2 separate regions of the Mus musculus genome follow, and region 2 is linked to region 1. The links are chromatin contacts, found by Hi-C or POLR2A ChIA-PET in ENCODE. All regions are on one chromosome and are shown on one strand. The core of a region is the stretch at or near the end of the contact, and the rest is flanking DNA. Distances in the headings are between cores, read along the strand shown.

What was found. Hi-C counts contacts between places; a loop is a spot of excess contacts on that map. ChIA-PET counts read pairs that join two places held with the same protein, here RNA polymerase II (POLR2A).
Region 2: POLR2A ChIA-PET joins it to region 1 with 14 read pairs in embryonic stem cell. The contact joins the promoter of Slc37a4 here to the promoter of Vps11 in region 1. A Hi-C loop is called at or near these places in 2 of 37 maps with a recorded cell type or tissue (both left cerebral cortex). POLR2A ChIA-PET finds 5 or more read pairs at or near these places in 4 of 5 experiments (Patski and embryonic stem cell).

What each region holds. Positions count from the first base shown.
Region 1 is chr9:44,359,895-44,364,006 of GRCm38, forward strand. Vps11 (VPS11, CORVET/HOPS core subunit) reads right to left here and starts at 1,776. Exons shown (of 16, transcript NM_027889.2): 1 at 1,551-1,776; 2 at 1-93. The coding sequence starts at 1,737.
Region 2 is chr9:44,395,847-44,400,229 of GRCm38, forward strand. Slc37a4 (solute carrier family 37 (glucose-6-phosphate transporter), member 4) reads left to right here and starts at 2,508. Exons shown (of 8, transcript NM_008063.3): 1 at 2,508-2,775; 2 at 3,403-3,635; 3 at 3,949-4,192. The coding sequence starts at 2,628. Gm26306 (a small nucleolar RNA gene) reads right to left here and starts at 69; the gene lies at 1-69.

The DNA.
Region 1 (4,112 bases), core at 526-3,025:
TCAGCTGATATAAGTGTGTCACCCGTAGTTTGTAGGCCTGGAACCCTGTAAGCTGTAGAGAACGTGGCAAGAACCAGATCTGGCCTTCCATATGTGCAGGGTGGTCAAGGTGCCTCTTTTCCAAGGAGTGACGTGACCCTCCCCCACCTCGTCTACAGCTGCATATTCTATGCATTAATAGTACAAGGAGGAATTAAAATATCTTAGGAGAAGCCAGGGCTGGAGACATAGCACACAACTGACACTTCCTTAGCACACACAAGGCCCTGGGTTAGATATCTAGCACCATATATAACTGGGTGCAGAGGCACATGTTTGTAATCTTAGAACTCCAGAGGTAAAGGTAAGAAGGTTAGAAGTCATCCTTGGCTAAATGGGATCTTGTGTTATAAATTTAAAAAAGAAAGAAGGAAATGAAACACACACATGCACTTGTAATCTTAAGAGAGATTACATTCACATAATTTCAATTACAGGATATTATTATAATTGTCCTGTTTTAGTATTATTGTTGCTAATTTCTTACTGCACCTTATTTAAAAATTAAAAGTATGATCAGTGTGTTGTCACTGACTTAGCAACTTTTAATTTACAATCCTACAAAAGTGACAAGCAGCAGAAATTCTACTTTGAGGGCTGAGGGGCAGAGCATGTAAGAAGAAAGCATAATTGACAAGTTTCCAGAGCTAGTAATATGGGTAAGATACTCCTTTGAGGATAGCCCTTAATCCCAGTGATCTGGAGCCAAGAGATGGGCGTGAGTTCAAGACCAGCCTAGTCTACACATTGAGACCCTGTCCAAGATGTTGAAAAAGATACTCTCTTGTGATGCTGGGCACATTTAGCTCCCGGTCAGCAATGGAATCAGAAGGGAACATTGATATAGTATAGTTATAGTGTACTCTGTTGCTATTTAGACTGGTAGACTAGGCAAGATAAATGCATTTTTGGCTTGTATAACTTTCCATTTATGATGGATCTGCCTGGATGTAAACCTATCTTAAGTTGAGGAATGAGCGTCTCTGAAAGGAAAAAGTAGCCCCTATGTAGTTTGTAACTACCAGTGGCTTGAGACCTCAGCTGGGGTCTGACTGTACATCCCAAGGGCTTCCCCACATAGCTCATAGCTCGTGAACAAAGCAAACAAAGTCCTTATCTATCTACCTCCTCGCCTACAATATTAGACAGGGACTGTAACACCTCACACACACTCACAATCAAACACACACACACACACACACACACACACACACATATTTTAAAGGCAAGTTGCGTCTATTTGCGAGGGGGCCGATCTTAACCTTTGTCAAACTGGCATTAACAACCTTTTTCCAGTAAAGGAACCTGAAGCCGAGAGTTAAATGACTTGCTCAGGACTGCTCAGTTGACAAGTGAGAAAATGAACTTCCTTCTTTCTCCCATCAGCCCACAAAAGACATCTGGGCTCGCGTCTAACTGCGAGCACGCAAAACGCCACTGACAGATTGCATTCGCTGTAGAAACTCGTCCGGCGTGCGCTGAGGAAAGAAACACCTCCGAAAGAAGGATATCTCCAAAGACCAGGCTCCCGCGGCCTGAGTCGCAGACAGTGATGCCAGGAGGGAGGCAAAGGAACTTGGAAGCAGCGGATCCCGACACAGGCGCGGCACCGGGAGCAGCCCCATCATTACCCAGCGGCTCCTTCACCAGCTCCTTCTCGAAGAAAACGAAACGCCGCCACTGCAGGTAGGCCGCCATCTTGCCGAAGGCCCCCGCCTCCGGAAGCGAAATCACGTGAACCGAAAGGCGAGTCATGTGACAGTGGGGAGCATGCGCACAAAAGGCTTGCTGCTCGGGACTGAGAGGTGGGGCGTGCTCCGTAGCTCCTTAATGCTCTTTTGATCTTGTTAGGACTGACAACGTCCTTCAAGAGAGTGGTGGCGCGATTCGAGGTCCGCATGCCCTCCACAGAGAGGCGGTGTCTCAAAACTCAATACTCTGTTCGATGCAGAGAATAATGTTTTGGGAAGCTATCTAATTCATCAGCTTTTTAATTTTGCAAAATAAAGCTGTAATTAAGTGCCACCTTTTTAAAAGTAGTTAATAGACTGCCCGATCAAATCCAAAGCTTTTTAGATGTATAAAACTTTATAGGGGGCTGGAGAGATGGCTCAGTGGTTAAGAGCACCGACTGCTCTTCCAGAGGTCCTGAGTTCAATTCCCAGCAACCACATGGTGGCTCACAACCATCTGTAATGAGATCTGACGCCCTCTTCTGGTGTGTGAGAAGACAGCTATAGTGTACTCATATACATTGGGTAAATAAATATATCTTAAAAAAACAAAACAAGGGCTGGAGAGATGGCTCAGAGGTTAAGAGCACTGACTGCTCTTCCAAAGGTCCCGAGTTCAATTCCCAGCAACCACATGGTGGCTCACAACCATCTGTAATAAGATCTGACGCCCTCTTCTGGTGTGTCTGAAGACAGCTACAGTGTACTTACATATAATAAATAAATTAAAAAAACAAAACAAAACAAAAAAAACTTTATAGGGCTGAAGAGATAGCTCAGCGGTTAAGAGCACTGACTGCTCTTCTGAAAGTCCCGAGTTCAAATCCTAGCAACCACATGGTGGCTCACAACCATCTGTAATGGGATCTGATGCCCTCTTCTGGTGTGTCTGAAGACAGCTACAGTGTACTTAGATATAATACTAAACAAAACTTTATAAGTAAAATTATGCTATCAAGAAGCAACTAGAGCCGGGTGGTGGTGGCGCACGCCTTTAATCCCAGCACTTGGGAGGCAGAGACAGGCAGATTTCTGAGTTCGAGACCAGCCTGGTCTACAGACAGAGTGAGTTCCAGGACAGCCAGGGCTACACAGAGAAACACTGTCTCGAAAAAAACAAAAACAAAAACAAAAACAAAAAAGAAGCAGCTAGATGGACAGTATGTACTTTCTGTGCAGATCTCTATAGAAAATCCACCACTGTATACCAGTCAGAAAGTTTACTCTAACCAAGAAAGTCTTGAGGTTTTTGTTTGTTTGTGGTGACAATGGGGGACAGACAAATCAATAAAATGCTCAGTCACTGATGAGGATTTCACACATTTTGTGAATTCTAGCTTGCTGTGCTTAAGTTTGTTTGTTTGTTTTTAAACCTGTCAGAGATATTTTAGGTCATAAATGGAAGAAAGCAAGTATATGAAACCGGTTTTTCAACTGCTGGAAAAAATTTAAAAAAAGTTTGGTCCTGCCCCCGACACAGTTTGAATCAACCTTGTGTATTATATTCTGTTCTGCTTCAGAGTGTATAACTTCTCATACACCCAATCCATGTTTGCTGAGGTGCAAAATGCAACTCCTAAGACCCTGTTAACCTTCTTATCCTTCCTATAGAGGAAGAGGCAAGCAAAGACCAGGGAGTGGCAGCTTTGAGAGTAGAGTGATTTTAATAAGTCAAGGTCTTCCATAGCTGTCCAACCGGCTCTGTGTAGAAACAGCTCTGTGTCCTGTGTCCTGTTTGTGTGTCAGGGGGAACCATGAAGTTTGTGTCAAAAGAAGCATTGTGAAGAAAGTGACAATGATATCAAGGTGACATCTTGTTCACTGAGACTGATTTAGTGAATTTTGTTATCTAGGCAGATGTCCCTTCTCTCACCACTCTGTGTGTGACTGTGGCCTTCCTGTAGCATGTTCTGTCGAAGACCCTGTCCTTCCAGGACAGAGGAGGACCATTTCTCAGTTCAAACATACAAGTAGCTGACCTCCCCTGCTAGAACCTCCAAACATGCTCTCAACAAGTACTGTGATGCCAGGCAAGTCAGGGATACATAATGAGATCTTGTCTTCAAACAAAATAAGAGAGAATAGCATATGCAAGCATGCCACCTCGTGCTCCTCCTCCTGCCACTGCCACATGGCAGTCTTTCTTCCTCTGATGTCTGCATCCGGCCCTACCTGTACCTATAGGGTCTTATTGATGCGTGACACTAAGGCACAAACTGGCCTACCAGAGCCACCCACAGCTCCTCTCTCCACCTACTAGTTTGCTTTTCACTTCTCCACAAATACATTTTCTGTACTACCCACTACTGGAACTGTACTAAATGCCCAAAAGGGTAAGGA
Region 2 (4,383 bases), core at 1,258-3,757, 37 kb after region 1:
TTGAGAAGAGGATTTATTTTGCACTTGTCTAGCCTGCCTTTGTCCATCAGTTGAACAAACACACCTGTATCATCATTTTAAAAAAAATTAACATATGCTTTTTCTTTGACAGTGTCTCGCCTGTCAAGATTATCCATTCTCATCTTGAACTGGCTCTGCAGCTCAGGCAGTGAACTCCCTGCCTCATCCTTCTGCGGAGTGGAATCCAGACTGTGGTCTGGGCTACTTGGTCAAAGTCAGCCTTAACTTTTCTGACCTCTCAGAAATCATCTGTGGAGCCCTTAAAGGATCAGAGATTGGTGCTGACAGTGAACAGTTGTGAGACTATGGTGGGTTCAAGTCAGGTTATAAGCGTGTCCTTAACCCTAGGCACTTGGAGGCAGAGGCAGGAGGATCACCCTCCTGGTTCCAAGCTATGTCTCCACAAAGTAGTGGTTCAAGGACTGGAACATGAGGTTGAAGCCAGGCATGGTGGCATGTATCTTTAATCCCAGCACTCAGAGGAGACGAGGCAGAGGCAGTAGAATCTGAGTTCAAGGTCAGCTTGGTCTACAAAGTGAGTACAGGTAAGGCTACACAGAGAAACCCTGTCTCGAAAAAAACAAAAACAAAAACAAAAAACGAGAGGGAGGGGGAGGGGGGGAAAGGGGAGACCGGTCTCAAAGGAAGTAGTATTCCAGGCTGTCCTTTGACTCCACACCTACGGTAACACATACACACCCAACACATACACACCACATGACCATTAAAAAGATTTTTAAAGAACTCGAGGTTTCGTCGGAATTCTGTCTTTTAAATGATGAGACTATATTGTTTTTTCTCTGTTCCGACTAATCTGACCACGAATTAAAACTCCAAATTGTGCTGAATTTATTTTCCAGAGAAAACACCATGCCTCTACAATTCAGGGAGTTTCCTGAATCTGCACCCTAACAGGAGGCACTCTATAGACACTGATCGACGAAACGTAATAGGTCATGTGGTGCTCAGCCTATAAGCGGCACTGTCCTTTCACTGGAAGCTGCTTGACAGGCAGGATGACGTCTCCATCCCAGGGTGGACAGTAGTCCGCCCAACTCTGTGCATGCGCACCAGCCTTACTCGAGTCCCGCCCCATCCCACTAGGGGTTACCGCCTCCGTCCAGGTAGGGGTGGCATGCGAAGGAGGGGCGTCAGTGAGGGCGGGACTAGAGGGCAAGTCTGGGACCTTGGGGCTCCCCTGACTTCCGACTACGCCGGAGGCTGTCCGGGTGACTGCCCTTCCGGGATGGCGACAGTTCCACGGCCCAGGGACAGCGCTCTTGCAGATGCGGTGCCCTCGTGGCTGCAGCGCACAGTCTCCGCAGCTCTCTTGCTCCTGTCCCCAGGACCCGCAGTTCCCAGCCAGGAGTCGGGTGTCCCGGGTGGCTTGAGGACACGGGGTGCTCGGCAGGTGGCAAGCGGCGCCGCCTGCCCATCCTGACTGGCAGAGCCTAGGCTGCCAGAGCGAGGGGCCTCCCGAGGCTACGTGCGGCTTCTCTCGCCTACGCCTTGTGCTCCAGCGGCTGTGCAGCGGAGCAGAAAGCTGCGGTGGCGTGCTTCGGGGACCCACAGCCCCGCAGTACGGACCCCCTACTGATGTCGCAGGGTAATAGGGATCCAGAGGCAGTTCCAAGGGGGTCTCATCCAGACCTAAGCCCTAGGCGCGCCTTCTGCGTGTCATTGCAGGGTGAACTGAGGGGCTTGTCCCCCCGTTTAATTTTGCAACTACTGCAGTTATCTCGCTCCTTACCTACTGTTGTTCCTTGCACATTTCAGTGACAGAGGCCAGCCTTAGTGGAAAAAGGAGAATGGGAAATTCCAGAAATAAACGATAGGCTTTAAGAAACTTTTACTATGGTGCCTCATTGTGTTTTACTATTTACTTACTAGGTCTAATTTATGTATCTACCTTTTATCACTGTGTGTATAAGGAAAGTGTATGCGCTGTTCCCTACCACCATGAGGAGTTCAAGAAATATATCCCCCAATGAAGGGGATACCTATTAGGAAACTGTACTCCATTGTGTGCTAAGCATTTGGTGAAGGCTCAGCAGTGGGTGTGGGGTTGTTTTTAAGGTATGTGGTTGATTGAATGAACCTGGGGGGTAGGAACCGATCTAGTGCCTTTCACAATGTCCGGCAGCCTGGCACCGCAAAGGAACCTGAGAGAATGAGAAAGTTCATTGACCAAGGGAGTAGGGCTATACTGAGAGCTTGCTCTGCTCATCCTACCCGAGCCTCCCCTGGGCTTGTGCAGACAAAAGTAATTAGGCTGAGCCTTTAATCACAGCTGGCTTCACAGGCAAGAAGACTTGGGAAAGGAGGGAAGGGCAAGCAGTCCTGGGGACCCTCTCCTCCCCCGGTTTGGCTCTCAGTAACCTGTTTTCTTGTCTCTCTCAGGACACTGGGTTCCCTGGTTGCTGCCCCAGGCTTAATGATTGTCCAGAAGGCGGCTATAAAGAGCCTGGGTGGAGGAGAGAGAAAGCGCACAGAAAAACACAGCTCAGCAGATCCAGGCACTAAAGAGAGCTAGCTGCAAGCAGGAGCAGTCAAGAATCTGTGGTCAGAAGTACTGGAGTGGGCCAGCAGGGCCAGCTTTTTCTACCATGGCAGCCCAAGGCTACGGCTACTATCGCACTGTCATATTTGCGGCCATGTTTGGAGGCTACAGCCTGTACTATTTCAACCGCAAAACCTTCTCCTTTGTCATGCCCTCCTTGGTGGATGAGATCGCTCTGGACAAGGACGATTTGGGTAAGCCATGGAAGGGCAGGGTGGTGGGCTGTGGGATACACCATTTGGAGTATGGTTTGTCCAAGCATGGGGGGTTTCAAGCTTGTATCAGGTGGAGAGGCTGAGCTCCATGTGCCTGGGTGTGGGTGTACATGTGAAACCAGTGCTTAGCCGGTGTATATGCCTGGCACCCACACGTGCCCAGGAGGTGCTACTGGGAGCGGGTAGCAAGGTTTTCACACCTGTTCGTGCATGCTGCACCTGCAGGTCACGGTGAACACTGGGAGAGTAGCACCATGATTTGATGTGTCCTGCGTGCTACCTGCCAGGGGGAATAAGATCTTTGACTCTAGAGTCCTTCGCATTCAGACGTGTTTGGGCTTTTGGCGAGCATTCAGAGTGAGGTGGGAACTGCATATTCCAGGGGTAAAGAAAGAAAGAAATCCAAGAGGCTGAGAAGGTCCAAGTCAGCCTGGGCCTGTGATGCACGGCTCAGCAGGCAGGAGAGTGTCAAATCCGGGAAGGAACCTGTCTCACCCTGCCAGGCACCTGTACACACCTGACCCCTTACCTTCCTCCGCCCCTCCTGTGCCTCTGCCCTGTCCCTAACCCCTCAGGTGTCCTGCTCCCTGCTCCCCTTCGCTGCAGGGCTCATCACAAGCAGCCAGTCGGCAGCCTACGCCATCAGCAAGTTTGTGAGCGGGGTTCTGTCAGATCAGATGAGCGCCCGCTGGCTCTTCTCCTCTGGGCTGCTCCTGGTTGGTCTGGTCAACGTAGTCTTCTCATGGAGCTCCACAGTGTCAGCCTTTGCTGCTCTTTGGTTTCTTAATGGTCTGGCACAGGGGCTGGGCTGGCCCCCCTGTGGGAAGATCCTGAGGAAGGTGAGTGCATCTGATGAGCCTGAGGGGGAGGGCACCCAGTGGGCACTTGGGAGCACCTCTTCTTACACAACCCTTCCACCCCTAACCCATAGCAGGTTCCTTAGGAGTTCCCTGCCAGCTCCTGCTGCTGTTGGGATATTTTAGGAGCCTGAGGGTGGTGGGATCGGGTGGCAGACGAGGGACTGGGCTCCGCCAAGTAGAAGCACTCTTCCCTCATCCCTGTAATGTGAGTGTCTAGGTCTGCCACACTCGAGCTGCTCCTTCTGTGTGGCCTCTAAGCCAGGCACCTATTCTGTTCCCCTCTGCCTCACAGTGGTTTGAGCCATCCCAGTTTGGCACTTGGTGGGCTGTGTTGTCAACCAGCATGAACCTGGCTGGAAGTTTGGGACCTATCTTGGCAACGATCCTCGCCCAGAGCTACAGCTGGCGCAGCACACTGGCCCTGTCTGGGGCACTGTGTGTGGTTGTCTCCTTCTTCTGTCTGCTGCTTATCCACAATGAACCTGCTGATGTTGGACTCCGAAATCTGGACCCTGCCCCCTCCAAGGGCAAAAAGGGTAAGCCTCTATCAAGCTGACTCCTAGAGCACCTTCCTTTGCCCCTGGCTCCGCACGATTTTGTTAGGACTAGCCTTTGCCTTGCCCTGTGCTTGCCACTGGATGTAGGCGAAGGAATGGTAATGGAGATTGGGTGGGAGAAGTAAAGATTCTATCCTGAAATCAGCCAGCGCATCCTGAGCCTTCTCTGA